Regions from separate parts of the Homo sapiens genome. Here region 2 is linked to region 1. A link is an interaction called in ENCODE POLR2A ChIA-PET data of the cell type or tissue named here. Cell type or tissue: PC-3. All regions are shown on one strand. Links, peaks and the distances in the headings refer to the core of each region. The heading gives the core; the rest is flanking DNA.

Evidence for each region. ChIA-PET counts read pairs that join two places held together with the same protein. Peaks named below come from ENCODE experiments on the same cell type or tissue, not always from the same donor. Only the 100,000 strongest peaks of a DNase experiment are listed, where the experiment ranks them.
Region 2: POLR2A ChIA-PET joins it to region 1 with 5 read pairs; 2 of 35 experiments call an interaction of 5 or more read pairs at or near these places.

What each region holds. Positions count from the first base shown.
Region 1 is chr5:89,034,801-89,050,574 of GRCh38, reverse strand. The region is part of intron 3 of MEF2C-AS1 (MEF2C antisense RNA 1); the gene reads right to left. Among named protein-coding and RNA genes, the nearest start is that of MEF2C-AS1, 160 kb to the right of the region's middle. In PC-3, for the core only: no CTCF peak of the experiment used is centred there; a DNase peak (open chromatin) is centred at 6,694; H3K27ac peaks cover 464 bases.
Region 2 is chr5:89,481,044-89,496,817 of GRCh38, reverse strand. LOC107986387 (a long non-coding RNA gene) reads right to left here and starts at 9,148. Exons shown (of 3, transcript XR_001742523.1): 1 at 9,112-9,148; 2 at 5,403-5,494; 3 at 4,626-4,866. RefSeq lists a silencer at 8,579-8,779. In PC-3, for the core only: no CTCF peak of the experiment used is centred there; no DNase peak of the experiment used is centred there.

The DNA.
Region 1 (15,774 bases), core at 4,264-8,263:
ATTTCAAAAGGGGAGGGGGTGCACCAACAGGGAATAGGTCACAAAGATCACATGCATCAAAAGGCAAAACGCAGAACAAAGATCACATGCTTTTGAGGAAACAGGACAAGGGCAAAAACTGAACTCCTGATAAGGGTCTATGTTCAGTGGTGCACGTATTGTCTTGATAAACATCTTAACAGAAAACAGGGTTCAAGAGCAGAGAACCAGTCTGACCAAAAATTTACCAGGATGGAGTTTCCCAATCATAGTAAGCCTGAGGGTACTGCAGGAGACCGGGGCATATCTCAGTGCTTATCTCAACCGCACAGAACAGACATTCCCAGAGCGGCTGTTTACAGACCTCCCCCCAGGAATGAATTCCTTCACAGAATATTAATATCAATATTATTTGCTAGGAAAAGAATTTAGTGATATCTTCTCTACTTGCACGTCTGTTTATAGGCTCTCTGCAAGAAGAAAAACTATGGCTCTTTTTGCCCAGCCCAGCAGGCAGTCAGACCTTATGGTTGCCTTCCCTTGTTCCCTAAAAATCGCTGTTATTCTGTTCTTTTTCAAGGTGCACTGATTTCATATTGTTCAAACACATATGTTTTACAATAAATTTGTACAGTTAACACAATTATCATAGTGGTCCTGAGGTGACGTACATCCTCAGCTTACAAAGATAACAGGATTAAGAGATGAAAGTAGGACAGGCATAAGAGATTATAAAAGTATTATTTGGGAACTGATAAATGTCTATGAAATCTTCACAATTTATGTTCCTCTGCCACGGCTCCAGCCAGTCCCTCCATTTGGGGTCCCTGACATCCCGCAACAAAAGACTGTCATGCAGTTCACAATCTTTTTTCTTTCACCACTTTAAGTAGATCATGAAAGACTGTTATGCAGTCTTTCAGGCTAGATTAGGCTTATTTTGTATGAAAGCACCATAAGATAGAGTTTGGCTGAACATGAAGTACTTTCTAGAAGTTGTGCTGCACCATGAAGAAAATAACTGCCTCAAGAAAGCCCAGGCAGCATCCAAGAGTAGGGTAGATGGCCTTTTGGAGGTTGGGCTAGATGACCTTTGACCCATTTTTCATTGCTGAATTTGTGTGAATCTAAAAAACCATCCCCATTTTGGGAGTTTCCACCTGTGCTCCTGGAGAATTATCAGGGTACTGTCAAATCAGAGTCACCCCAATGAGTCATATTTTTTTGATCCTTTCTAAGCCTAGAATTTCTGTCAAGGAAGCTGAATTCTCTGCAGTGAATATGACCATAAAAAGATCATGGGTTCTACAATCAGAGAACCCTGGTTTAGAATCCTGGCTCTTCCATTTTATTCGCTGTGTAAATTTGAGGAAATCATTGAGCTAAAGAATCTTAGTCATAAAAGTGAGGATTATTATTCCCATCTCATAGGATAATTGTGAGCATAAAAATCATCTGAATATGCCTGGTATATGCATTAGGTGCCTATTGCTGAAGGTGCATAAGGACATAATACATAGATATTGTGGCCTAAAAAGCCCACTCCTACACATGGTGGGAAAGGACACTCATATTGCAGTAAGTTCAATGTAGTAAGTTATGATGATGTATGTTAATTACCTGCTTCTAAAAAGGCTCCCTTTTATATCAAGAACACACACATTTCTATTATTCTGGAATAGGAAAAAGATCCTATGGTGGTTTATAGCACCTTAGGAAATGGTGCTACAAACATATAAAATGTGGTAAATGAAATAATAATCACAGTGATGAACTTTATCAAAATTTACATGAGATGAATAATGCAAAGGCAGGGGAAATTATTCCCTACCAGCAGTAGAAATCCTCAGCATAGCACAATCTTAATTTCAAGATTCTTCCAGTAATGCAGAGTCTATCTGATTATTATTTCTTTACGTGTTTCAAAATCAAGCACCGAAGGATGAATGCATTGGTCACATGTACAAGAGAATTGCCTGATTTATTTGCTAAAGAGATACTTTTCACTCTTGGCATATGACTCCTAAATTTCCAAACTAGATGTTTTGGTCTTTCAACCAGGAGGATGATTATTTCCACCTATTAATGGCTGATGGGTTTGATCCAACAAAACTGCTGAGTTTACTAACCAGTTATTCTGTATAGCATAGCCCCCCCCCATTAAAATTAATATGTATAATCCTCTGTATTTACTCTTGCCTCCAGTATTAACCTATTTATATTTAACATGGCTACTCCATCGAAATTGGTATCAATGATCTTTAATCTACTCAGTCTTCATCACATGTATGAGGGATTTCTGGCATGAATTTGGACTTTTACCATCCCTTGAAGGACACTGCCAGAACTTCTGGGTTCTTTGCAGTAGGAACAAGAACATGCGATTCACACTGAACGCATGGTATAGGTTATACCTCCTGCTGAAATGATTCTGTATGCCCAAGTGGGGATGATTAGTTTTAATGAAAACATTTACCCCTAACTTGGATTGGTAACCTTAAATATTCAGCAAAGTTAGGCAACCTTTTCAACTGGTTGAATTCCTTTAGGAAAGCTAGTTACAATACACAACTTCATGCAGCAGCCAGAAATGTGAGCAGTTGGCAGTTGGGGATACATGTTGCCAGAACACAATTCTCTCACTCTAGCACAAGTGCACATGTAAACAAGAAAAAGGGCAAATTGTCCAAAGGCTTTGGGACAGCCTCTGGCTTCCTGCCCTACCTTCATGTGGCAGTAATTTCCCTGGGCAAGAGGCAGAAGGCCTCACCCTGACACACAGTGTCTGCCTTGCTTCCCACATAAAAACCCACAAGCAAGTATGACCCAGTGAGCATTAAGAATAAAGTCCTGACCTGACCACACAGCAATTCTGGAGCATGAGCAATGGACATTGCCATGCTCCTGGGAAGAGTCTCACTGCATGCAATTTAAAACTGGGCATAATAAAATGACTTTGTCAGGAGTCCCAGTGGAGCATTAGCAATTGAATACATATTCTCCCCTTGGTAGGTATGACCACGGAATAGCATGAATTCTATGCCTTGGCAGCAAGGGAACTTGGTGATAGCATTTTCCTAAACTGAAATGAAATGAATGATTTGTCCTGATACTTAAAAGTTATCTGATATGTTAAATCACCTCTAAAAATAAAAACTAAAGATTTGAAGAGAGATTTGTGAATCTTATAAAATGAAAAGTATAGTTAGACAATAAGGTTTTTGCTTGTCCAGAATGATTTTAAAATATGATAAGAAGCATCAGTAAACTAAAATAGAAAATCAAGTACTAAAATGTTTGTTCATAATTCAAGGACTGATGAGTATGGACAAACTCCTACAATAATTCAGAGAGTGTTAGTGATCAATGAAAAAGCTCTTTTATACATTTAGTTATTACAGACTTTAGCAAATACCAAGCATTGAGCTAGGCCCTAAACAAGTAAAAACATAAGTAGGTCCTACCCGAATAAAAATCTATTCATGGGAGTTGGGTATCAATCCTTTGGATAGTAAAAGGATAGTGGTAAAAACAACAGAAATATGAATAAAGGCATTAAAAAGAAAAAACAAGTATTCCATAAGAACGTTCAGTATTTTTTTAAACTTCCCAGTGTGAAACTGGGTCTTCACTTTCCTGTCTGTCCTGTTAGATTGCTTCATTGTTCAGAGACACTGCTTCACTTTCCTACAAGGTCAGGATCATTGTTACCTCTCTTTTTTGTAACTAGCTTTTGATTGATTGATTGATTTTGAGGCAGGGTCTCACTCTGTCACCCAGGCTTGAGTGCAGTGGCATGAACACAGCTCACTGCAGTGTCGACCTCCTGGGCTCAAGTGATTCTCCTGCCTCAGCATCCTGTATAGCTGGGACCACAGGTACACACCACCATACTCCACTAATTTATTTATTTTTTATGTTTGTAGAGGCTGGGTCTCACTTTGTTGCCCAGGCTAATCTCAAACTCCTGGCTCAAGCGATCCTCCCACCTTAGCCTCCCAAAGTGCTGGGATTACAGGTGTGAGCCACTGTGCTCACTGCTTTTGATCTATTGACCAAAAGAAGATATGCATAGTCCTAGAATAGGTTCAAGTTCAAGATAACATAAATTCAGTGCTTCTGCCTTAAGGAAAGTATCAGGATTTCTTTCATTGTAATATTGTGTTTCCTCATAAAACACAAATGAGGGCAGAGGGCAGCTTTCTGATGGACACTGCTAACCTCGGGGAGCATGGATCCTGGGGATGGAGTGAAGGAGAGGGGCAAAGCTTCCATTCTCTGAGTTCCTGGTACAATGTGGTCAAGCCATTTCATTATTTATTATCGACTTCAATCTCAAACTGTTTGATTTGAAAAACAACATGCTTATTAGACAAAACAAAACAAAACAAACCTGAAATTGCTTCACACGATACAGTACAAAGATATAGAGTACATATGATCCATGCAGAATGACAAAAACAGGGCATGAAGTACGTAAATCTTTTCCCTAATGTGCCCAAGATTTTACAAACAAAATGAAGAACCTGTCAATGGGGCTGAAATTGAACCATTCAAACCAGGCTCAGTGTTTATAAATGAGGAAGAGCCAAACCAATAATAATATAGTGGTATTGATTCTTTACGGTCTCACTCACACCCACCTCATCACTTAATATATTTTTTTCTCCTAATACGTGTTCAATCTTTTTTGACAGCTTGGCTCAGAGCTTAGATAATAAAGCCAAACCATATCCCTTTGGTTGGACTCAAGTTTGGCTGGACTTTCAGTGACTTCCACATATTAAGATCCACTCTCACAAAAGGCTTAATAAAATAAAGCCACCTATCTAACAAGTAACAAGAATCATCATTTCTGGATTGGTTCTATCAACCAGTCACTGTGCTTAGGGCTTTACATGTAGTATGTGACTTAATTCTCACAATAACACTCTGAGAGAGGTATCCTTAACCTCATTTTACAGATTAGGAAAGTTAGAACTTTTCCAGGATCACAGAACTAGCAAATGGTATGCCATTTATTCTATCAACTACGTTTAGGTTGTTGCAGGTTCTTAGAATGTTCTGCCATACTTTGAGACTTTGACAGGCTAGGATCCCTGCTTTTAAAAATGTAGGAAGCTTCACCTCACTGCAACATGTGAAGACTGGCCAGCATCTCCTAAAGAATCTGATGAGGAAACAGATTGCTCACTTTCAGGTGGTACAAGAGGCTTAATGTTGGCAAACATGCAGCTGATTGCTAACGCTCACCCTTTGCCACCACCTCCAGCAACAAGAAAAAAATTAGGACTCCTGCATACTCCCACTGCGGATTAGTTTTTATTTGTGGTCTTTTATTTCTTTTTAATGTAGTCAAGATAGTCTGATGTTCCCTGTATACAAATATTGGGGGAGAGGTTACACAAAGTGTGAGTTACCTCAGGCCAAACCTAAAATAGCCCTGGTTCTCCCATCCCCAAACTTCAAAGTCAGCCCCATTCTCCCTGCTTCTTCTTCTGCGGTGACTCTGCAGTAGTCACAGGCCAAACAGCCTGGGTGGTCCCCCCATACCCAAGCATTCCCTGAGCCAGGGAGCAACCACATACCCTCAATCTGGGGTAGGGTAGGCAGGGGAGAAAAAGATAGAGCTGATAAACACACTCTGGCTTCCCTGAACTCCCCTTTGGGGAAAGTCAACAATATACAAGCTGACTGTGCTTACACAAGGCAAAGCTTTCCAACAGTACAGCATTGTCTGTGCTGTCTAAGATTTTTCCTTCCTTACTACAGTATAGCAATATGGGAGGCCACGTGGCACTTCACGGGCGGTGGGAAGATCATGAAACTGGAAGCAAAAAGACCCATGTCTAAATTCCTAACACTCGATGGCAATCATTATTCCTCACTTCATATTTCTTCAGGTATTGGGCACTAAGGCTTATTTATTTGTTCACTTATTTCCTGAAGATGGGAAAAAAGGTATTTTTCTCAAATTTCCTCAGCCTTTGACTCTGTTTTAAAGCATTGATTTATGGCAAATAAATTTCAGTCTTCAAGAGAATTCAACAGGAATCAACTTTAGCATCTTCTAGAGAGCAGACAGGAGCTCTCAGTGGGTGCCCTACACTCACTTTTGTGGAAAGAGAAAAGAGGATTTTTAAACTCAGCATAACTTTTCAGTGGAATCAGGAACTGAACAGTAACATTATCCCAGTTGTGCATTAGAAAATCCTCTTTCTCCAGTGTGTAATGGGACTTTAATCTGAGGGATGCTATCCAGAAAGGCCTGGTAGAAACAGAGAGCCACAAGCCTATGGAGTTCTAGGAGAAGTGCCTTTTCTTTATGAAACCCATAAATAAACCAGTTCCAGTATCTAGAAGAATACAAAGGTTTTCTGAATTTTTTTTAAAAAAGGGTGCTGGGGTGGGGGGTCTGGATATTCTAAGACCATGTGCTGGAGGGTGTGGGGAAAGAACTGGCTTTTCTTTGAAACAAGAAGATGTATTTGGCACCTCTGTCCAACGGATACCTGGAGCAGATTCTATGGTCACAAGCTGTTATATCTAATTTTATTCCCCCTAGTTTTCTTTATTATGAGTCCCATACTGTTTTGAGTCTTTCCATCCTTTACAACTGTTGAATCTTTTCTACAGATCTGTAAAAACAAACAAGCCATTTCCAGATTACCAGCCAGCAACACCACATCCTGTGTTACAGCTGATGATAAGGAAGGAGGCAGGTAGTTCCCCTGACACATCTAGGAAGCATCCTCCTTCTTCAAACAGAAGCACACAGCATTCAATTCCAGGCAACGTTTGTCTGACCTTGTGGTCTACTGAGCTGAAATGGTTACACTCTTCTTTTTCTCTAAATCTATAGATTATGTTTTTCCTTTGACATTTTTCCTTTTTTCAAATTTTCTTATATAAGAAAATAACCTCCTGGGGGAAAGCTGTATTGGCTTTCACTATGAGCCCCAGGTGTATCCTAATTAGCTTTAAAACTTATATATATATTTAAAAAAAAAAACTTCAAGTTGAAGACAACTAAAGCAACCAGCAGCCATAGTTTGGGCTAATTAACTCTCTGGTAATAGTGACTAGAAACTGTGGTCTCAAAGATGTGATGATGATGTAGCTACCCAGGATCATATCTGCTCTTTTAATTTCTTTTAAGTTAATCAGCTTAGTAATAATTAGCAACCTGAAATTATTTTTGTCTCTAGCTATTATTTATTATTTTCCTCTTCCATTTATGTGTTCTTCACTCTCTCCCAGCAAACCCCTCCAATCACCACTTAAAATACAGGAGTTTCCTTCTTCTCCCTCCTCCCCAAACATATGCAAACATACACTGAAGAGGGCAAACATAGGGTCTAATGTTTCTTTTGCATCCTGAATTTTGTATTCTCAGAACCAAAGGTAGACTGAGTATGAGCCAAAAGGGGGGAAAGTATTGTCATACTCCACTGTCTCAGAGAACTAGAATCTTTCCCATCTTCCTCATCTCCTCAAGGAAATGCTGTGCCCACTGGGAGTAGTCTCTTCCTAGCTGATCTGTAACATAAGGAAAACCACACCTGAGGTTATAGTTGGCCCGGAGAGAGACCTACATGCCCTAATCATGCACAGCTGTACAGCCTTCCGGGCTATCCTGTGACAGCCAGCAAGTGGGCTGGAAAGATTGCAATAAAAATGCACTCAGTCCTACTGACTCCTCTCTCATCACCCTATAAGGGAAGGTTCCCTTTCAGGACAGCCTATATTTTGTCCAGCTTATACTTTATATTGCCTAAGAAGTCTACTCAAAAAACTTAGACAAGAAATAAGTCTCTAATCTTCTATTGAGGAAAGAGAATATTGGCCTAGAATTCAAAAGAGCTATCCTCTCACTCCTTCTCTGCCATTAACTAGTTTTGTGGCTTTAAAGAAATCATTGTCTTCTCATAAAATTAAGCCACAGAATTTCTAAGGCCGCTTCCACCTCTAAAGGTTCTATGAAGGGACAGTTTTCCCATTAGCCCCTTTGAAGACTAATTGCTAACTTCTGTACAGATGTAAGGTGGATAATCAGACTCAAAGAAACACAGATATACACTTCATGGGACTTGAAGGGAATTTTCAAAGACACTCTTTTCTGAAATCAAGAGAGCTCTTACAGGGCCAATGTTGGTTATAATATCTACATGAAACATAATATTTTTCTGATACACTGATCACCAGTCAGAGGTTAACTTGAGATCCCCTGGTGAAGCAATAAAGCAACTTTAAAAGTTGAACTAAAATGAATATATATGACTACAACAATAGAAACACCAAATGAACATTTTAGTCCTTATTTTGTGCCAGACACGGAGTTAGGGATTTCTGCATGTGTTATCTCAGCGCAGCATTATACACACGCTCTGTCCTCTCATTCTGTTCTCCAATTATCCCCCCAAGCTGGCCTGCCATCTGCCCACCTCCTGCACAGAGATGTTGTATGAGAAAGGACCTTTATGCATAGCACACCCAATCAGCTCTTGTCCACCCTAAGGCCTTCCACAAACCATCATCTCAATTGATTGCCTCCCTGTGGAAGGAAAAGAGCTCCATATTTGTCAAAAAGAAAAGAAGTCTCTGTTTTTCTGGGTTTTTTTTTCCTGGTGTATTTCCTTCAAGTCTCCAGGAGTATTTTATCTACACAAGGAGGGACATTCTAGTGTCTAGATCAATATCTGCAAAAGCTTTTAAGCTATAATAACCATGATCTTCAGCACTCAGTATATTTTGACAAGACCCCCCTCTATGTCAAGTGAGATGAGTAAACTACAAGTGAGATTGGTAAACTCTTAGGCAGGAATTTTTAGACCCACTCTTTTCAGTAGAAAGGTCCATAATCATTAAGTCAAATGCAAGGGGAAAAGCATTCCCAATCATATAGTTTTAATTCCCTGTAAGTCCAACCAGCACAAACTTCATCACTACATTGTAGTGTTGCTAACTAATGAGTTGAATTTTGGCAGCCCATTAATCTTAATTTTGTAAACACTGATTTTTTTTTCCTGGGTTTTGAATGGAGCTAAAATTAGCTCTTTTTTTTTTTTAAGTTTAACCTCCATTTCAACTTCCTGCTACTGAGTTTTTTATTACAACAAACAGCTCTATCCTTGACCAGGATCTAAAAAGAAGTCAGAAGACTTCTGGGAATTATGACCCCACCTCTCATTTTGTTTCACACGCTTCCCTGTCCCCTTTGGGAAATTGACTTCTAAGGAAACTCACTTGAGGCTCAATTAAAACTACGGGCACAGAGAAGAGGGGGCACGTCCTCACCTTTTCCTCCCCAGTGAGGACTGTTTTAAGGACTAATCCTACATAGGAAGATTTTTGTGGGCTTGCAGGATAAGACAAAACTTGGAGGTGCACCACAGAACTCACTCATTTGACAATTGCTGGATCATCTCAAGTTACCCTTACAAGTATAAATGCCTAAGATGGAGACTGGAAGGAACTGTCCCATCAAAGGGAGCGTTCATGGCTTTCAATCTTTCCCCAGCTCTCTCTGGCTTCTTAGCCATTGCCATTTCGCAAATACAGTATAGGGAACAGCAGTTTTATTAGTGTAAGAGAATGTATGAACTACACTCCATTGAGTTACGATAGCTAAGACAGTCATTACACATGGCCCATTTTCTCATTATGCTCTCTCTTAGCATCTCCTCACTTACAATAGGCTAGTCTATCCCTCTTCCTTTTTCTCTGGGGTAGCCTATTCCAGAAGACTTTCAGCCCCTTCCCTTATTTTTCTCAAACCTACCGTATTGCAGCCTCCCAGACACTCTCTTCCCTTCTCTATTGCACTCCTTTAGTCTGTTCTCATGATTTCAGATTTATACTGTTAAATACCAGTCCAGTCTCTGAGCATTCTTTGCTCACTTGTGATAAACCAAACAATCACATTTCTTCCACAGAAGCATCCTGACATTTATCACTCTTCTTTAAGTTTTCATGTTACTCACTGAAATTCTAAAAGCAGTCGCCAAATCCATCTGTGAGGTAATCTTTTCACTGTATTGTATTTTGCTATATTAGTGGTGATGATGAGAAAAGGCCCAATTGTCAGACAGCAGACAGCCAGGTAGAATCCCGGTTCTCTGCTATATACCATTTCTGTGTCCTTGGGTACATTATATAAGCTCTCTGAGCCTGGTTTTTTTTTTTTCCATCTACAAATTGAAGATAGGATAGTCTCTGCCTCACAAGGTAGTTGTGAAAATTAAAAAAGATCCTGTGTGTAAATCTTCAGCACAGTGCCTGGCACACAATAGGTACTTAATAAACATTAGCTACAAAACAAAACTATACCAAATTGTTTTAAAGATTATATCCTTAGCTCCCAATTGCAGTTTGAGGGTTGTCACCCAGATGTACAATTCCATGTTTAGAAATATTTTATGCTAGAGAATGAGAAATATGGTATGTGTCTGTGAATGTAATTTTAATCTCTCCTATACTCACCTGCCTCCATATCTGAAATCAAGTAATAAAGGCCTGCATTTCATATGATGTTGTAAATTAGCACTAGGAAAAATAGAAAGAGGTAGAAATGTAGTCCCTCCCTTCTGAAATCTATCTAGAAAAGAAGGCACACTGCATAGTATTCCATGGTGTATATGTGCCACATTTTCTTAATCCAGTCTATCATTGATGGACATTTGAGTTGGTTCCAAGTCTTTGCTATTGTGAATAGTGCTGCAATAAACATATGTGTGCATGTGCCTTTATAGCAGCATGATTTATAATCCCTTGGGTATATACCCAGTAATGGGATGGCTGGGTCAAATGGTATTTCTAGTTCTAGATCCTTGAGGAATTGCCACAATGTCTTCCACAAAGGTTGAACTAGTTTACAGTCCCATTGAACAGTAAGAACACTTGGACACAGGAAAGGGAACATCACACACCGGGGCCTGTCGTGGGGTTGGGGGAGAGGGGAGGGAAAACATTAGGAGATATACCTAATGTAAATGACAAGTTAATGGGTGCAGCACACCAACATGGCACATGTATACATATGTAACAAACCTGCACGTTGTGCACATGTACCCTAAAACTTAAAGTATAATAACAATAAAAAAAAAAGAAAATGTGAGGCTCAAAAAAAAGAAAAAAAAAAAAAGAAGGCACACAATCGACAAGTAAATAATAGCCACAAGAGAGCCCATTCACAAATCTGTAATACTTGTTGGCTAAATGAGTGGCATAGACAGTTCTTTGAGTTAAGACAATCCCTGCCTGACATGTCCTAGGAAGTATTCAGGGAGTGAGAAGAATTCAAGCTTGGCCTTGAAACACGGGCCTGTTTGGATCAAGTTAGAAAAGTAGAGTGAACATTACCAGCAGTGGAATTTCAGAAAGAGTAGCCCAGAGTCTGGTCAGAATAGAGTATATTCAGTAGAGAGTTATGTTCAGAATTTTGCTGGAGCACAGTAGGAAGATTTTGTACCTACATTCAATGAAAGGCATAATGGGATTAACTTATGTTGAATTCCTGGGTATGGACTTTGACTTTGAATTTCCCATTGTGGTCCATTGAGTATGAGAAAGAAGTTTCATGTGGAGATCTCCTAGCAATTGATAGTGGTTCATTAGAAATCTGTGTTCTTAGGCCATGGGCTCTTAGGCAAACAAAGAATGATTGATTACTAATGTCTACCATGAGGAGTGGGAAAGAGGTGGCCTATATGTTTTAAGTCCACCATGCAGGCAATACAATGTGAATCAATGAGTGCAATTTTAGACAAAAAGTAACATGATAAAAGAGATGTTTTAAAAAAGATCAATTTGGCAACAGATCATTGGATGGACTGCTAAGAGAGACAAAGCAAGAAAACCAGACCTGTTTTGCCAGAACCAGGACAGCAACCATGTAAATAAACATAGAAGAAGGAAGGAATTTAAGAGATTGTAACGGCAATTTGGCCAGGTGTGGTTGTGTGTGCTGGTAGTTCCAGCTTTTTTGGAGGCAGAAGTGAATTTCCTGAGTGCAGGAGTTTGAGGCTGCAGTGAGCTATGATTATGCCTCTGTACTCCAGCCTGGGCTTACAGAGTGAGACCCCATCTCTTAAAAAAAAAAAAAAAAGTAAAGAAAAGAGATTTTATTAAAAGCAAATCAATATACCTAGCACAAATACTAAAGGGTCTTTAAATCAAGTTGAGACATTTTGATTCTTGAGAAGGGTACCATATTGGCTAGGTCTTATAACAGGAAAGCCTGGTTTATTTCATTCATCTATTACCAAGTATTGTCACTTAGCAGAAAGTAAGGGCATTTGAGATGGAGTACAGATAAGCTCAGACAGATAATAGATAAAGAACGATTTGGATGTGGTGCCTTCTAAGTTCAGTGAGTATTTTGGTGAACCTGGTAAAAGTTTGATGGCAAAGCAGGGGCCCACCTAGAGGGAGTCAGTGACCATGGGCAGAAATGGTGGAAGACACTAAGCATAAATCTTGCCTTTGTCATGATTTTGACCAGTAGCTCTGGCCATGGCTTATTTCACCCACTCTTATCTTTCCATTTTGTTTACAATGTGTACAAAATGGCACCATGGCAGTTAAGCCAGAAGCAAAGACACAGGGCTGAAGCCAGATCTAGTTTCAAGGACAGGTAACTCAAAAGACCTCTTGGAGCAAGGGCAGAGGGAAAAGGGACTGTCCCTATAATCATTGACACTGCAAGTTTATTTATTTATTCATTCATTCATTCATTGAGGGACCATTATACATGAAGCTCTGAACTAAAAGCCATTTCAGCCAGGTGCAGTGGCTCATTCCTACAATCCAAACACTTTGGGAAGCTGAGGTGGGAGGATCACTTGAGCCCAGGAGTTTGAGACCAGCTTGGGCAACAAAGTGAGATCCTGTCTCTACAAATAATGATAATAGTAGCCATTTTAAAATTATGAGTAACGTACATATCCTCCAGACACTTACGCTTGACCCAGCAGAAAAGACATGCATATATTAAAATGAAGGAATACAGTGAGAAATGGCAGAGGCCATAAATAGCAAATGTCCCTGCCTTGTATCTAGCCAGTAATAGTCTTGGATATGCTGCTTTCTGGAATGTCATCAGTAAGATATCAGAGGGAAATTCACAAGTTAGGTGAAGGGACGTATGATCTGGGAGACAGGAATAACCACTCACCTAAGTGCTGAATCACAGCGATTCCCCAAAGCTAGACAAAAGGGAAGAACAAATAAGAAGGAGCTGTTTGCAGAAGGACTGGCCCTGACTGGGGCTCCCTTCTCATGGCACAAATATGTTGATTATGTATCTCCAACCAGGCTGAGGGAAAGACGTTTAGAACATTTCCTTAGACAATGGTCCAATTGAGAGGTCACTTCCTGCCACTTTCCATCCCCTGAGGGGGAATCCCATACTGGCTCCCGGTACACAGTGATGGCTGTTGAAAGCCAGGGTTCCGAACAAATGCCTGCTTGCCAGAGTCATAGGCTTCTAACTTTGAGGGTAAGAGATGAATTACACATGAGTATTCATGCTAAAATGTCCACTCAAATATAATGCAATCTGTACAGTTTTTCCATTCACATCGTTGCAAAGTAACTGTCAGTGTTTTCCTATGCTTCGTTTACTCTATATTTTTTCATATCATCTGAAAAACAGAAATTCATTGCTCCCAAATGAGCAACATTTTGAACTCAACCCTGACCCTCACATGTAAAAATCTGTGCCGTTGAAAAGAAACATAAAGTGTTTTGTTGTTTTGTTCTGTCTCTTCCCCTGAAAGCCATCCAAGGGCAGAATCCTGTTGCCTGCATTCACAATGAAGATGACATGGAAAGAACATGGTATTTTAGACAGAGCTTTCAAAAAAATCCATATAAGGGCAAAAAGAAACATTTGATGCTGAATTCTTTCCTAATTTAAGACATTGAGTCCAGTTTTAATTTTTTATTTTTTCGAATAAAGGAATAAGAATTTTAAGGCAAAATGCTCCTGGGATTTCTTGTGTGAGCTGAAAGAAGTGATGAGCAAACATTGTCCAAATCACTGAAGGAATTCCAGACAACCTAAATGTCCCCTTTGTGTGCGTGGTCAGCACCAGCCTGCACAAAAGATCTTGTCCTCTCTGGCACCCTCGTCTTCATCACTTGCGTCTCGGCATAACTCCATACTCTAGAATTTTAAACATATTTGTGTGTTGTTTTGCAACTGCTGCCAAGTTACTTCATAAGAACATTGCATAACCTGATATGATGCTTATCATAGCAGATGATCCGCACTAGAATCACCTGAGGTTTCATTAAAATGCAGATTTCTGGCTGGGTGCAATGGCTCATGCCTGAGATGCCACTACTTTAGTAGGCCAAGGCAGGACGACTGCCTGAGCCCAGGAGTTCAAGACCAGCCTGGGCAATATAACAAGACTTTGTCTCCATACACACACACAAAAATTCTTCAAAAATCAGCTGGGTGCAGTGGCAGGCACCCCTTTAGTTATAGCTACCAAGGAGGCTGAAGTGGGAGGATCGCTTGAGTCCAGGAGTTTGAGGTTGTAATGAGCCACAATCATGCCACTGCACTCCAGCTTGGGCAACAGAGAGAGACCTCAACTCAATTAAAAAAAAAATCCACCCAATGTAGAGTATCTATTTAAGGGGCCTGGGTATCTGCCCTCTAAGAAGACAATCCTGGGGTTTGCAACCACTTTGTAAAGAATGCTGGACTTTGAACTCTAATCTTAGTTCCACCATTAAACGTTCACTGTGGACTTTCAGTCAGTCATTTAAGTTCTGTGCCTCAGTTTTTTCAACTGTTACATAGGGTTATTGTGAGGTAATATATGGAGAAGTACTCATATATATAAAAAAATCATGTATGCACCTGTGAATTCCTTAGTGAGATGATAAACTATGAGACCCAGGAATCTCTTTAGAGTATTTTCCTATTGGCAATGTCATATTTGTAGCTAGATTTCTGTAAATAGCTGATTAATAAACTATATAGCATATTACAAGTGTTAGAAGCATTTGCACCCTGATACCTTGAGAAATTCAATTAGCCCTCAGGAGTCCAGACCAGTATAGGATTTACCTTGGCACCTTTAACACTAACCAGGGTCTTCCCTGGGACTTGCAGTTTAATTAATTATCAGAGTTGTCTCACAAAGTTCATAAGGTGGACATGTAAGGCCTCTTTGCCAATTTATATAACTGCCAACGGAAAAACAACTCATGAAGCCTGATAAGTCAAGTTGCCCTACCCAACAGAAGATTAGAGTAAAAAGTTTTGTTTTTAATTTTAAAAAGTTTTATTCAGGACAGTCTTAATCAGTTTGGGCTGCTATAACAAAAGTATCATAGACTGGGTGGCTTAAACAACAAAAATTTATTTCTCAGTTCTGTAGGCTGGGAAGTTTGAGATCAGCATGCCAGCTGATTCAGCTCCTGGTGAGGGCCCTCTTTGTGATTTTCCTTGCTGTATCCTCACATAGCAGAGAGAGAGGACTCTGGTCCTTTCCTCTTCTTATAAGAGCACTAATCCCATTATAGGGCCCCCCTCATAATCTCACGGAATTTTAAGTACCTCCCAAAGACTTCACCTCCAAATGCCATCACACTGGGGGCATGAATGGGGAGAGGACACAAACAGTCCATAGCAAGGACATTCTTTTATGCTTTCTCATGTCAAATATTTGAGAACTATATGATATCCCTATTTCACAAACAAATAAACTGAATCATAGGGAAGTTAAGTGGCTTGTGATATGTCTGTCTCCAGGAGATGGAAAGACCTGCCAAAGG
Region 2 (15,774 bases), core at 5,366-9,365, 450 kb before region 1:
GAAAGATACAAAACTTGAAGGTTAAAGAAAGATCTGCATATACTGTGTATTACCTGCATACAATGCTTTACTTGCATGCAGTGATTTACTAGACAACTTTGGGATGTGGTGTGAGAAAGCCTGATTTCTCTGTTTTTTTTTTTTTTTTTTTTTTTTTTTTTTTTGCTTTTGTTTTTGTTTTGAGTAGAAATGAATATAAAACAAAGTAGGTTATATATGAAAGTATCAATACTAAACTCTCACTGTACCTTACTGATGTGGTTTCAGTCTTCACCAGCACACAGCAATTCTGGGTTGTCCAACAGCCAGGGTAAGCCCATGAATAGAGCAACAAGAAAATTAATTAATTTTAAACAAAAGTGTTGATATTTTAAAAAGTAGCAATAATCTTGGAGAAATCAGTACTATAAAGGGGACTCTACATATATTTTGTGGTTTAGGATTTTTATATTTTGAATTCAATATTTAGGTGTAGGCAATAGGAAAAGTTGGGCACAGCAGTAAATTCAGTATTGAAGTTCTCATCATTTCATAGCTGTGCAAAATATTTTAAAATTTTCACATGGGACATTTTCCGATGCAATGTAAACTCAACAAAAGATTGTTAGTACTTTTCCATGACCTCCATTTTGCAATCAGAGTTTTCTTCAGATTAATTCCCTCTAAGAATGTCTCCTGAGGTACTTTCTACCCCAACACATCCATTCAAAATCCAAGTACTGTTTCCGGTGTTTGATTACAGCTCCAGAAAATCCCAGGACATCAACTATAAACCAACTAAAACATTGATGGAGATATGAGTTAGCATCACTCAACTCTAGCTCAGATTCACAAATAATATGGGTTTGAGTTATCAGCCAGTTTTCTTAGTAGTTTTCTTTACTGATCTCTTCTGATCACACCATACTGTGGGTTTGAAGTCTATGAGTGAGGAAGGGAAAGGAAAGAAGATTAAATGCGAAAAGGTTCAAATTGCAATGCAGTGCTGAGACTTCCAGATCAATGGAGAGTTCCCAAGCAAAAGTTGCCCATTAAAGGGTCATACAGGAAAAGTCTAGATATAACACCACTGCTATGCCCAGTCATCATCTTAGAGAAGCCCAGAAAAAGCACAGTTTGGGATAAGTGCCAGGGTGGATTTGAAGCCATGGCTGCTATAGACTATCAATCAACTATGCTTTCACAGCAACTTATCTTAAAGGGAAATCTAAAAGACACAACTCCACGGTCATAGAGTTTACCCTTTGCCCTGGGAAGATCTAATTTTCTATTTCTATTGGGCAAGGACCTTCTCCAATACATGGTTCTCAGCTCCTGAACGGAAACTTAGATGAGGAAGGGCAGTGAGACAAACTACAACCCTCTGCTGTAGTTGGTCTAAGGGCCACAACTAGTACTCATTCTTCCTCTCCTTTACCATCAATTCTAAAATTCCTTCACCTTCAGCCATCAACTTAGCAGGTTTTAGTGGTCATTCTGGTACACTTATATAAACCTTCAATCCTCAGAGGACTGAGCCCTTGATCTGTTTATTTATAATTACAACAGGGCAAGTGAGTACCAAAAAGTACCCTCTTGTATCATGTGGATTCTACATATATAGTCATGCAATGCTTAATGATGGGGACACATTCTGAGAAATGTGTTATTAGGCAATTTCTTTGTTATATGAATATCATAGAATGTATTCATACAAACCTAGAGGTATAAGCTACTACACACCTGGGCTATATGGTATAGCCTATTGGTCCTAGGCTAAACCTGTATAGCATGTTACTCTACTGAATGCTGTAGGCATTTGTAATACAGTGGTTTTGTATATGTAAAATATGTGAACATAAAAAAAGTACAGTAACAATATGATATAAAAGATTTTTTTTAAAGTGTACCTGTATAGGGCACTTACCATTTATATGATACTTACCCAGCTTGCAGGAATGGGAATTGCTCTGGATGACTCTGTGAGGGAGTGGTGAGTGAAGGTGAAGGCCTAGGACATTACTATACACTACTGTAGGCTTTACGAACACTATAGACTTAGGCTACACTAAATTTATTTAAAAAGTTTTCTTTTTCAATAATAAATTAACCTTAACTTACTGTAATGTTTTGACTTTATAAACATTTAAATTTGTTTTTAATTTTTTGACTGTTTTTAATAACCCTTAGTGTAAAACACAAATGTATTATAAAGCTGTACAAAACTATTTTATTTCCTTATATCCTTATTCTCTAAGTATTTTTTCTATTTTTGAATTTTTTATTTTACTTTTGAAATTTTTGTTAAAAATAACACACAAACACACACATTAGCCTAGGTATACACATGTTCAGGATCAATAATATTACTATCTTCCACCTCCACATCTTTTCTGTCTTCAAGGTGCAATAACACACATGGAACTGTCATCTCATGATAACAATATCTTCTTGTCGAATATCTCCTGAAGGACCTTCCTGCGGCTATTTTACAGTTAAGTTTTTAAATATAAGTAAAAAAAGTACACCCTAAAATAATGTTAAAAGTATAGTATAATACACAAATCAGTAAAATAGTCATTTAATATCATTGTCAAGTATTATGAACTGTATACGTAATTGTATCTGCTAGGCTTTTTACAACTGGGAATGCAGCATATTTGTTAATACTAGCATCACTCATGAAACATAATGCTTTACAACATCTATGATGTCACTAAGTAATAGGAATTTTTCAGCTCCATTATAGGCTTGTGAGACTACTCTAATATATGTGGTCCATCATTCACTGAAGTGTCACTCTATGGTATATGCCTGTGTTTGTGTCTGCCCTCATTGTGTAAAAGCAGCCCTCCTTATCTTGCTGATCAGGGTTAATTATGCCTGGCAAGGTGGTGACTCCTCATCTTCTGATCTCTGGATGCAAAAAGTCCAAAGAGTTCTGGAAGCTGCTATAGCTTGTAGATTAATGAGATCCTTCTTGTGTCCTCTGGCAAGAATATGCCCTGTTTGAGGACCAGGAACTCTAATTCTAAAAAGTCCAGAATTGCAGGAATGGAAAACATGAAGTCCCCAAGTAGGTCATTGGAAGCAGTTGTTATAGGGGCCACTGCTGCTTCTATCTCTTAAATCCTAGACCCTTTGTTCTTCCTAGCGGTGACACAGCACCATCTAGACATGCTCATAATGGGTAATCTGATCTAATACATGTGCTGCATCATGAAAAACTACACCACATCCTTAAAGAACATTGCCTCTGGCTGTGTCTTCAGTAGTCTGCACCAAGACTGTACAAGACCTACTGCTTCTGAATTACATAGTATGTGACATGGCCAATGGATCTTTTTGCCCTGGGCCCACTCCTGTACCTCTTTTGCTATGTTGATGTTCAGTTAAATGCTATACTGTGTGAGATTTTTGTCCCTCTGTATTAGAATAGTGGTACATGGTAAGGCTGTACAGGCAGGAAAGGCAACCCTATGCTGAAAATAGCCTTCTATCATTTTAAGAATGAACTGCTTGCTCTTCCTGTAGGATAAAATGGGCTCAATGCAGTTGACTTGCTACCAAGTGGCTGGTTAGTCACCTCAAAAAATATTGACATTTTTGAGACTCAGTATTGGTCTCTGTTGGACATTCAGGGTCAGCAGCTAGATCAACCTTGGTCAGTAGGATTTCATACTGTTGGGCTCGTGTGTACTTTCATCTCTACTACCATAGCGACTCAATTCATTTATCCATTGAGGCAGTTTCAGTGTGACCAGTGACCAAGGCTATGTCAATTAGATGGCTTGTTTTGTTTACCTGGTTGTTCTGTGCCTTTTCTGTGGTTATCTTTTTGTATTGTTTTGTAATTTGTTTCTGTTTTTGTTTTGGTGGGGAGGTGTTCATGTTTGTATAAAAAAATTCCCAGTCACGTCTACTTCCGTGTATCTATTCACATGTTTATACCTCTTCTTCCTTGTCCAATTTTCAAATCCTTTTCCTTCTGTGTCAACCTTGAACATCTGGCAAGGCCACTGGCCATTGCCTCACCATCATAGGGCATTTATTTTTTCACACAAAGTAGATAATCAAATGTACCACTTATCTCCCACTCTGTAATAAAGAGGCTGATACCATTTTTGATGTTCTACTGCTGACATCCTTTAAGTATCACCACTCCCTCTTCCGCTTTCACCTCACACCTGGGCAGGCTGAAGAACAAATCCAAATGGTGCTTCCCTTGTGCTGGTGGGAAGTTCAAACCATGTAAGACCTGGTCTACATGCAAGAATCCTTGTTGCAGTCCCTGCTTTCTCAATCCATTTTCAGACCTGCTTGGAAGTCTTTCCTGCTCTCCCTAGAAAGCTTCATTATTTGAATAATAAAAATTTCACACACTTTCCATGTGTATTACATCACCAGTTTCTACATTCAAACCTAATTCTGAATCAGGTCTGCATTTCACTTTGGTGGGGTAATCACAAGACACCCATTGAGAAGATGCTTCCTTTCCACTGTCTGTCTAGGCCACCCATGATTGTGGCAGGAAAGCAACTGCCAATCACTTGGCTTGCACCCTGATACCAAGCTATCCCATCCATAGACTAAACTTAGACTTTTTTTGTCCTTCTTCTATTGATCAAACATGTCCTCCATATGGCCTTACATATGAGCTCAAGAAAGGTATTGGTGCAACAGTAGTGGGTGTCATGTGAATTGAGACAAATTGTTCATGCAACTTACTTGTACCTTCTGTCCTGCCTGGGCTTGATCTCAGATGTACCATTTCCAATTCACGGTGAATTTCTGCTCGACCTGTCTGACGGTAAGCTTGGTAGGTCCAAAAGAAACCAGCAGTGTGATATGCGTGGTCACTTGGTGCCTCGTATTTAACCAACTGATCTATACCAAGGACAAATAATATATCAGAAAATATTTTCCAAAAAGTGTGTATTTCTTTACTGCTGATGGTATAGCCTTGCTCCTGAATCCCAAGGGCTTGCTTTGGGATTCTTGCACTGCAGCTTGCCATAATCCTCAAATTGTATCTTTCCCCATTGCAGATACTTGCAACACCATAGGTCTACAGGATTGTAATTCCAAGTGACAAAGCAGCTCACACTACAGTCTGGAGTTGCTGAAGAGCCCTTTCCTGCTGGCAACCCCTATGCCATTCAGTACATGGGCCAAGCTGTGTAACTAGGTGTGGAATGTGTGGCCTCCAAAATCCACAAAGGCCTACCAGGAGCCATGCTTCCCTTTGCTGGTAGAGATGCAATATGGAGCAATTTGTCTTTTATTTTTAAGGGATACTTGACATGCCCCCAAGATCCCCAAGGATGTCACTGAAGTTGCAGGTCTCCTAATTATTGAAGGGCCTATCTTCCACCCTCTGGAACTTTCCTGTGTTACTGAGGTCTCTCCCTCATGTTAGCCACCTTTTGCCCATTTTTCCCAGTCAGTCTGTTTCGTTGATGTAACAGATCATTATGGTGTTGGCCAGTGTCCAGATGGTGCAGACCTCCTCAGACTATATTAGGACAGAAAATGAGAGAGTTAACACTGGAGCAAAACTGTAAATGAATATTGCCATCCCGTCTGTGTGAATGTGAACTGTTTCTGACTCTCATTTCTGGTGAGAAAAAAAAATGCATTTGTCAAATCTATTATAGCATAATATCCAATACATTTTTAATCTATTCTACAATGATACCCTGTCCAGCACAACAGCTACAATCAGCCTACAAATTGGTAGATCTTGTGCAAGTCCCTTGTAATTTTGGAGTTCCTATCTAGTTTCTATAGAGGCCAGACTGGCACATTAAAAGGTGTAAATTAGGAACCACTATCCCTATACCTTTAGGCCTTTAATAGTAGCAATAAGTACAGCACCTAGCCCAGGATAGGTATTTTTTACAAACTAGCTTGGATGGAGTGTGTGGGGGTAAGTTTCAGAGGTTTGTACTAAGCCTTCCCCACTATAGTAGCTCTCACCGCATAGACCAGGACTTCATATGGGGATTACTCCAACTGTCAAATATGCCAATTTGCAATAAGGCACTTGGAAACCAAGGAAATGCCTACCAGCTGCATTTGTAACCTCAGTGGATCCATTTGAAGCCAGTCCATGTTCTGGACTCCATTGATTACCTCAGTGGGCTATGATGACGCCTTGGGCCTATGGGTGACAATATCCAATAAGCTTCAAAATGCCTGGCTAGTCATCTTTCTCCAGTTTATACTCACCTAAGTTAATGGCCATAGATCCCTTTGGAGAAAGACTGCGGACATATATTTGCAGTTGGGTTGCATGTGCATTATCCTGGAAGCCTGATACCTTTCTAGTCAATAAATTCCAGATCTGAAATTTGGCTTAGGTTAGGAACTGGGCATGTAATTGTAACTTTTTTTGTGAGGTCTCCTACTCCTCTCATCTTATTCTGATTTCAGATGTTAAGCAGTGCCTTCATTGGCTGCACATCTCATTTGCTTCAAAGGATCCCATGCTTTATCAACCAGCTCTACGAGTCCCTAAAGGTTGAACTCCCTTGACTGCCCCTTTGATACTGGTGATTACTGATGGAAATTCCAGTCCCCTAGCTTCTGGCATATAAGTCCTGCCACATGGTCTCTATTACTTAAGGGAACCATCACCACCATGGCTATTAAGCCCAGCTCTATGAATGCCTCTCTGAATTAGCTTCCTGGGGCTTGTATAACAAAGTACCCCAAATTGGGAAGCAGGGTCAGGCTCCCTCTGAAACTTACAGGGAATTCCTTCCTTGGCTCTTTCTAGCTTCTGGTAGTTTGCAGTCATATTGTATTAGGGCCCTTCCTCATGACCTCATTTTCACTTGATCACCTCTATAAACACCCAATTTCCAAATAAGCTCACATTTTGAGGTACTGGGGGTTAGGAATTTAGCATATTTTTGTGGGGTGAGACACACTTCAGCTTATAATACTCTCCCACCATCACCCTTGACCTGCGGGGAGAGCCACCACTGAATGCAGCTGTATTATGATCACAGAATACACTCTCAAAAATACATTCATGTTGACCATGGTGAATGGTGTGTTCTCTAAGCCTCTCCACAGAATAATCTTCTGTTAGGTATTCTGACCTCACAAAATGTACCCATTCCAGCCTAATCACTTTCCTTAGCCTGTTAATCTTTCCCCTGCTATCTATCAGGAGAAACACAGGCAGGAGTTTGTTCAGCAATAGCCACCTCTTCTTCAGGATTTTACAAGCCACCCGTACCCTAGGGTCTTTCCCTAGGGAGCTGAATCCCAAATCCCAAGGGGCTCTAAACTATTGAATTGTTGCTTATCTAGTCTTTCATTTTGAATCTTTTTTATCAAGAACCCTTAGAATCCAACCCTAAGGAGTACTTCTTTGGCTCCTGCTAATACATCCTAGCTAATTCTTAGGCTCTTTGGGGTTTGGTATCTTACCTTTTTAAAAGGCTTGGCATATCCTCAGCCAGGCTATGCTAGGATTTCACCCAGCTACTCAGATTGGCAGTGATGAGACTATATGGGGGCTGCTCCCAAGAGGGCCAACTGTTACTATATGAGGAAGAATCCTAAGTGTTATGGTTTGCCTGTGTCCCCACCCATATCTCATCTTGGATTGTAGCTCCCATAACCCCCATGTGTCGTGGGAGAGACCAGTGGGAGGTACTTGAATCATGGCAATGGGTTTTTCCCATGCTATTCTCGTGATAGTGAGTAAATCTCATTAGATCTGGTGGTTTTATAAAGGGCAGTTTCCCTGCACACACACTTGCCTGCCGCCATGTAAGCTGTGCCTTTGCTCCTCCTCTACTTTCTGCCATGATTGTGAGGCCTCCCCAGCCATGTGAAACTGTGAGTCCAGTAAATCTCTTTTTCCTTATAAATTACCAAGTTTCCAAAATGTCTTTATAAGCAGCATGAGTACAGACTAATACACTAAGCAAGATATTTCCTTATGGGAGAAAATTTAGCTTATAGTAGGGAGGAATGGTATACCTCTGTAAGCTCTGAGATTTCAGGGGGTAGGGAGTTGCACAGTCAGAATCCGTGGAGGACACATATATGCAGAAGTCCTTAAATGTTGTTTTAAGATCCCAGGTTTTCCTAATAAGAATTTATCACAAGAGTCCTGTTGCCTTGGCTGAGCATTTAAACACATTCGGAGTTCTGTAACTCTATTAAGCTACGAAAAAAGTACCTCTGGTTCTAATACTTTAACTGTTTAACCATGTCCCATTATTCTTATGAAAGGAATCAATAATGCTTGGTAATAACTGGCGAGTTCTGCTCCCCTATTAAGAATTTTTCTCCCCTATATCTCTCGAATACCTGAATAATCACTTCAGAAAGGGGCCTTCTCTCTCTTAGTACACTTTCCCAACATCAGCAATGGTGAAATTTTTAGCAGTTTGGCAACCAGTTTGTGCCAAGCGTTAGCCATGCTTCACATTCTACTCAGGGTGAGTGTCCTCATTGCTCTCTGGGTGGTAAGGGAACCAGTCCCAGCCACAACTTCCAGTAGCACTGGTGTAGGTTCAGGACTCTCAAGAAGCCTTGATGATAAGAGAAAATCTCTGAAGCTTAAGTAGTAGGGAGCAGAAGAAGGCAAGACTTGTATTCTAGCACAATGCGGGTATAAAGCTTGTGAAAAGAGAATGGGGAGAAAGGAGAACTTGTAGACTGAGAGCAGTTCTGAGAAAGTCTTGGCCAGAGTGATAAGAAGTTCCCCAGCAAAAGCTGCTTATTAGAGTCTAGCACTGGCAAGAATGTCCTGGCTCAAGAACTCCCACTATGCTCATTCTTTCTGCCATGATTGTGTTAGGAGAAAGATGGCCTCAATAGGAAGGACACAGTGGATCTCAAGGTACTACAGGTGGATAAGTCACCCCACAGAAGATTCTCTTGAAGGGAGAGCTTAGTGGCTTACATTCATGCCAGCACACCCTTGAATACCGGTAAAGCATGAGTCTTTATGATGGAGCCCGAAGTTCACTGAAGTGTCTTAAAATGAATCTTTCTTTGGAATACTTGTTGCTTTGGCTTAATTCAGCTCCCATAATTGCATTAAACTAGATTCACTTCTCTTCCCTGTGTAAATAACATTGATGTTAGACCTTCCAAACTTACCTTGCTCTGAAACTTTCTTCTGCCTCTCAAATCTGACTCCACCTCTCTGTGAAGAAAACAAATTAAACAGCAGTGACAAAATATGTTTCGATATGTAACACCCTCCCTGAAATGATGCTATTCCAGGATTCCAGTTTTTCTACCGAGTTTCAAACATCCTTTTGAAGAGTCATCTCTCTTAGTCATGTCTCCTGTGGCCTGCTCTTCTATGTTGGCATGAAAACTAAAAGATACATGCATTTTGGGTGAGGGGTAGCAGAAGAGATACTGTAACATTTGGAAAAATTGGGGTTAATTCCAAATATAAAAATAATGTTGGGTGGGAATTTTCAAATTTTTTACTCCGTGTATGTTATCAGTTCAGTTAATTAATACTAACTACCAAATCATACAAGACTCAAAATCTTTGTAGCTTAATACAATAAAAGTTATGCAACATAGTTTAGCAGAAGGCTATTTTCCACTTAACAATTCAAGGATTGAGGCTTTTTTTTATGTCCCCTTATCATCATACAATTTTCAAATTGGTTGTAGCAGACAAAGAGAGTAGGAGGGACACTAGCTCCTAAATGTCCTGAATAAGAAGTGACACAAAATTTCCACTCACATTTTCGTCTGCCAGAACTCACTTCTATGTCCCCAGCCTAACTGCAAAGAAGGTGAGGGAATGTAAATGAGCATGGTGACCCATGCTGAGCGTGATTTGTTTTTGCACACCATGCCAATTTTGCACTTTCCTCATCCCACACTGGGTGACTGACCCTCTGTATTTTTTTTCTTCTTTTCATAGCCCCTGAAATATCTCCATATGCATGTATTCTCTGCCTTGCCAGGAAAGAAAGAACAAACATTTGTAGAAAGAATGAGATATTTCTAGAGATACCGTTAGTTTAAAATATTCATCTAAGTTTCATAAGTTTCCTGATGTCAGTATCAGTCTGTGTGTTTTCAAAGTTTTTGGTGTTTCTTCTTTTTCCAAATGTCTTGTTTGAAGAATTACGTACTTGAATCAAAAGGAACAGCACAATAAGGGTGGAAAAAACTAAATGGTTCTCCTTAAAATATATTCTACAATGCTGATAGATATGCAAACAAATGGATGATATAAAAATATATTATTACATTCTCCATGTTGTAAAAGTTGAACATAGATGATAACTCCGGTCTTTTTAATAGAACAAACTTTTTGAATTTGCTTATTTCACAGCAGATTAAAAAATCTATTTTACTGAATGTGTTAGCTCCCTATTGCTGCTTTAACAAATTACTAAAAAGTTAGTGGCCTAAAACAGCACAGATTTATTCTCCTATCTCAGTAGAGGTAAGACATTTAGAATCAGTCTTATGGGGCTAAAATCAGCAGAACTGGTCCTTTCTGGAGGATTCCAGAAGAAAAATCAATTTCCCAACTCTCATAACTTCCAGAGACCACCAGCATTCTTTGGTTTACTGTTTCATCATACCAGTCTCTGCTTGTCTTTACATAGCCTTCTTTGTCAATTCTCCTGCCTCCCACTTATAAGAATTCTTGTGATAATATTGGGAGCACACAGATAATCAAGGGTAATCCCCCCAATCTCAGCATCCTTAATTTAATCACATCTGCAAAGTTTCTTTTACTGTGTAAGGCAATTATTCACAGGCTTATTCTTATAGACATTACATTCTTATCAATAGCCCATGCTTATCAATCAGCTGGATGAATATAGGGATATAATCTATAGTAATGATATAATAGATTCATCTTCATGAAATGAAATGACTGATGGCAGTAGCAAAACCTTCTTTAACACTAGTCAACTATGAATTTGTTAATGAATACCCATGTAAAAGGTAGTATTGATCACCTAGGAGAGGTAGAGCAAATTTGTATAGAGGTCAAGGAACATTTTGGAAATAAAGAGATCAAGATCTTCACCTCTTCCCTATTGAGGATGAATATTCATTTTTCTCTAATGTACAAAGACCTAGACAACAGAGGTCCACAGGTAGGATAGAGTCTCCAGGGGCACCATATTTGAGGTGGCAACATATTAGAAGCAATAAAAATAACTGACCTTTTAGAGGAAGGATTTAATGTTTAATTTAAATCACAAATACTTCCAGGTATGGTGACAAACTGGATAATCTAGAGGCAAAGGAGTTTTTATAAAATTACATGAGCCCAGTAAGGTAAAACTTTGTGAATAGATGTGATTTCTTTCTGGACATTAATCTGATCTTTCCAAACCTAGATCTGTTTTTTCCTTTTTAAATGTCATGCCCCCTAATATTTTCTATGACCTAATTGTTACCATTGTAGCGGTGTTGCTGTAGAACTACTCTGAATTCTTTTTACCAATGTAATGGAATTATAATGGCATTATAATGGACTCCCGATAATTTCTTTTTACTATTGTAATGCTGTCATAATGGCATTGTAAAGGGTTCTCCATAAACATATACTGAAATCATTTTGCCACCATCATGACAGTGAAATGAGTCCCCATAGAGTTTATTTGAAATTGTTTTGCTCTTATAATGGCATTATTAATGCAGTCTCCACAGACTTACAGGGAAATTGTTTGACCATCATAATGTGGTCTTCATAGACTTACAATAAAATTGCTTACCAGTGTAATGTGGTTTCCATTAACTTGCACTAAAATCATTTTCCTACCATAATGGCATTATAATAGGGTATCCATGAACTTGAGCTACCAAAGTTTGGTTCTCTTGATGGCATCATAGCAGCACATTACAAAGACAGTTAAAGTAATGTTGATGCTTTGTTGTGTCATAAGCAAATACTATAAGTAATGCACATCTACTTTTCACACTTAAGGATCATGTGGTTTCTCCTTTAAAAGTAATGTACTGACCACAGCATACTTTATAAACCAACAATAATCACTTCTCAAATAACTAGATGAGAGAGCCCTAGATTCTGAGTGCAGAAAATCTCAACTCATGCACACTCTAAATGAATTCTAATGGTTTTATTAATCTGACTATTTTTTCTCCTCTAAAAAAAAGTGTGATACATTTTTTTCTCCAGTTCCTTCAAAAAACAGAAACATTGTTTTTATAAATACTTTTTCGTTCTACAATTTATGATGTTTTCTGAGATTGGTATAAAGTACAAATCAACACTTTCTAGTTCTTAATATGAGCATGTGAAGTGTATGATATTTATATAGAGTTTTTATAACCTTTGTCCTTTTTATTTAAGAGACAATACAGAGAACTCACTGGGAATGAATGGATATACTATAAAGGCAGATTAAAAGCATATAATAAATAGAGTGGATTAAATATTTACTGGATGAACAGGCCTCATGTTAGGTGCATTAGTAGGAGATGCAGGCAGGATGAAGGGTGTGATGTTGAGGGAATTTTATTTTTTCATAGGATGTGGTTAGGTTACCAGTAATGTAACTTTGCAAACAGCTTTTGGGAATTATTTACTAGCTGGGAAAATTTTAATCAATCCTTCTCTGAATTAGCAACAGCTGAGTGAATATATGTATGATTTTAAGGAAGCACAACTTTTTCTGCTTATATTAAAAATTTATTTATGTTGCTTTTAATACACTATTGTCCATTCCATCTGATTTCCTTTAGATACACCCATGAGTTCTTATATAAGAAAGAAAACCTATGCAATTAGGTATGGGGATATGACACCTAATTTAGATAAAACTATTTAAGAAAAAAAGCAAGAGTCTGTATTGTATGAGTCACTAGCCACTTCTTTATCTTGGTGTAAAGGGAAAATTGCCTTGGAGGAGTTTCTTTTTTGATTCTAGAATGTCTTTCTAATGTCTCCTTTTCTATTATAAATATGAAGCAAGTATGGATCAATTGCCCTGGAAGGGTATACACGATTTCCTTTTTGGGTAAAAATTGTCCTTCTGAATGCCTGCTTAATAGGTAGTGTTTATCACTGGGAAGAAGGTGGAAACATTTGTACAATGGTCAAGGAACCTTTTGAGAAGAGAGCAAGAACTTCACCATGTTCCTTTCGAGGTTTAATAGAAGCTCATCATTTTTAACAGATTTTGATGGTTAGACAGCAGTGGTCCACAGGTAGGAGAGATTTCCCAGAGGCATCTCAGTAGGAACAAACAACATAGAGTGCCTGAAGTGGTGACTGATTTCTGTCCCAAAACTTATATGGCCTTGGGTTGGAGAGCAAAGGCAGTCGGGAGTTTTTCTCAAGCTACTAGCCACTCCCAATACTGGGTGTGCTTTCAGACAATGAGCATTATTTAATAGTAATAAAATAATAATAGTATTGTGTCAAGGATTTTTCTGTGTACCTTACACAGATCATCTCGAAACAACTATGAAGTAGGCATTTTAAGATATACATTTTACCATAGGAAAACTGAGAGGATAAATGACTTGACCAAGGTCACACAGCCATTAAGTAGCTGAGGCATAAATTACCTGATGCAGTTTGACTCTGCTGTCTATCTATGTTGGCACTACAACATTGTGGGAGCCCAAGCTTGAGGCCCCTTTTTCCTACCATACTGACACAGTGGTGTTTTACTCCCAGTGCAGAGATTCGGTAAGGTAGGAGTGATTTGAGAACTGGCCCTTAGTATCATAGTGGTATAAGGAAAAATTTCGGAAATAAACTTCCTGCCCTTTAGATCCTGAGAAAGTATTGCCAGGATGGTAGTGGCATCATCAGAGCAGCAGATGAATTTCATATCCCAATGTGTGTGTCCACTAGAATTCTACAATGACAAATGTGGCTGAGAACAGTGATTGCAACAGAAATTGGGGAACTTCCTTCTATTAAATTGATCAGATTTTCTATTTATTTCCCCAAAGTGTGAAACAGAACTGGCCCCTTAGGATGATAAAGTCTCCAGAGTTCTGGAAATATTCAGGGAGTTTGAAGAGTCCCAAGAGAGATACTTGAGCTCCTGCTGATGGGCATGGGAGGGCTCTAGAGATTAATTTTGGTACTAAAAATAGAAATGACCTCATTTATATTACAAGCTCATGAAACAGGTCATTTTACATATTCTGCAAAGACCTCTGGATTAACATATACCAGCCAGATTTCAGAAAATAAAAAATGTAATCATTGATTTTCTCAGAATTATTTAATGGAAGCCACTGGCTTTTACTGTCAAGCTTAGGTTACAAATTTATGACTAAAATAGAAAACAAATCACATTGGTCAGAGGTCGGTAACAAAATAACACCAGGATAAAGTTAAGAAAATAACTGAGTCCAAATTATAATATGGCTACCACATAACTGATATTTAAAATGGCAAAAACAAACATTTATTATCCTTAACGTTCTATCATTTACTTTTGTAAAAAGATTAACATCAACACTAAGGATATCATCATTCCTTGACTCAACAAGAGATTTATAGATTGGTGTAAAGAACTCTCAGACTCTCAGAGTGGGGAATCAGACAAGGGAAGTGATAGTACCTACCTCATAGATTTGTTGTAAGAATTAAAAGAGATAATTCACTTATAGAATTTAGCATGCTGCTTGAAACTTGATAAGCATCGCATAGATACTGTCTCATAGTTTTTATTGTTGTGTTCTTGTTGCTATTTGTTAATAAACCACATGGCATTGGACAAATCACTTTATTTCCCTGTATCATAAGTGCCCTATCTACAAAAGGAGCAAATCAAATTAGAGGACTTCCAGACCATTCTTAATTCAAGCTGTTTGAATATTTGAACATATAAATATACACTGGAGGAATTCTGATGGCAACATTTTCTGAAAATTTTCATAAGATAAACTCAATATTATTTAAGCACAGATAGTAGAACTATTGTAAAAAAATGTTTAAAAATACAACTTTGAGTGGTTTAGACCTTTTGCTAGACAGGCAATAGGAGTGACTTGTTGGATAGCAGTCAAAGATAAGGACTCAGAGTAAAGATCATCATGCACCTTCAAAAGAAAAAAGTCGGTGGCTAAATGGCAAGAATTACTGGCAAACACTGGCTAATCATGGAACAGGTTTGTCAGTAACCTCTGTAAGACTCTGGAATAGCAACATTATCAGCAGAATCCTCTTCAAATAAAAATATTTTTTATGGTTAGTAAAGCAAGTTATATCCTGAGCTTTGGGATATCAGAACCCTTCAAGAGGAAGACTTCTGATTTATTTATTATTTATTTATTTTTGAGACCAGGTCTCATTCTGTTGCCTTGGCTTAAGTGCTGTGTTCTGATCTTGGCTCACTATATCCTTCACCTCCCAGGCTCAAGAGATCCTCCCACTTCAGCCTCCCGAGTAGTTGGGACCGCAGGTGCATAACACCACACCATACTAATTTTAAAAAAAACATGTTAGTAGCGATGGGGATCTCCCTGTGTTGCGCAGACTGGTCTCAAACTCCTGGGCTCTAAAAAATTCTTCCGCCTCAGTCTTCCAAAGTGCTAGGATGGAGATATTTTGATATGAAAAGGAAATAGATTTTGGTCAGTCAACATGATATACTGGGATTGTTGGCCAAAGAGCTGTATCAAAGTGCTATAGAAAAGTAAAAGTTAAGTTTGGTCAGATCAGATATTGAGATAAATATTAAGTAAGTAGAGTTCAATAGAAATGGAAAACTAGGGTTAATCTTATTCATAAAATAGGGGGAACATGAGATACACTAAGGAATAGCCACAGTTCTTGGC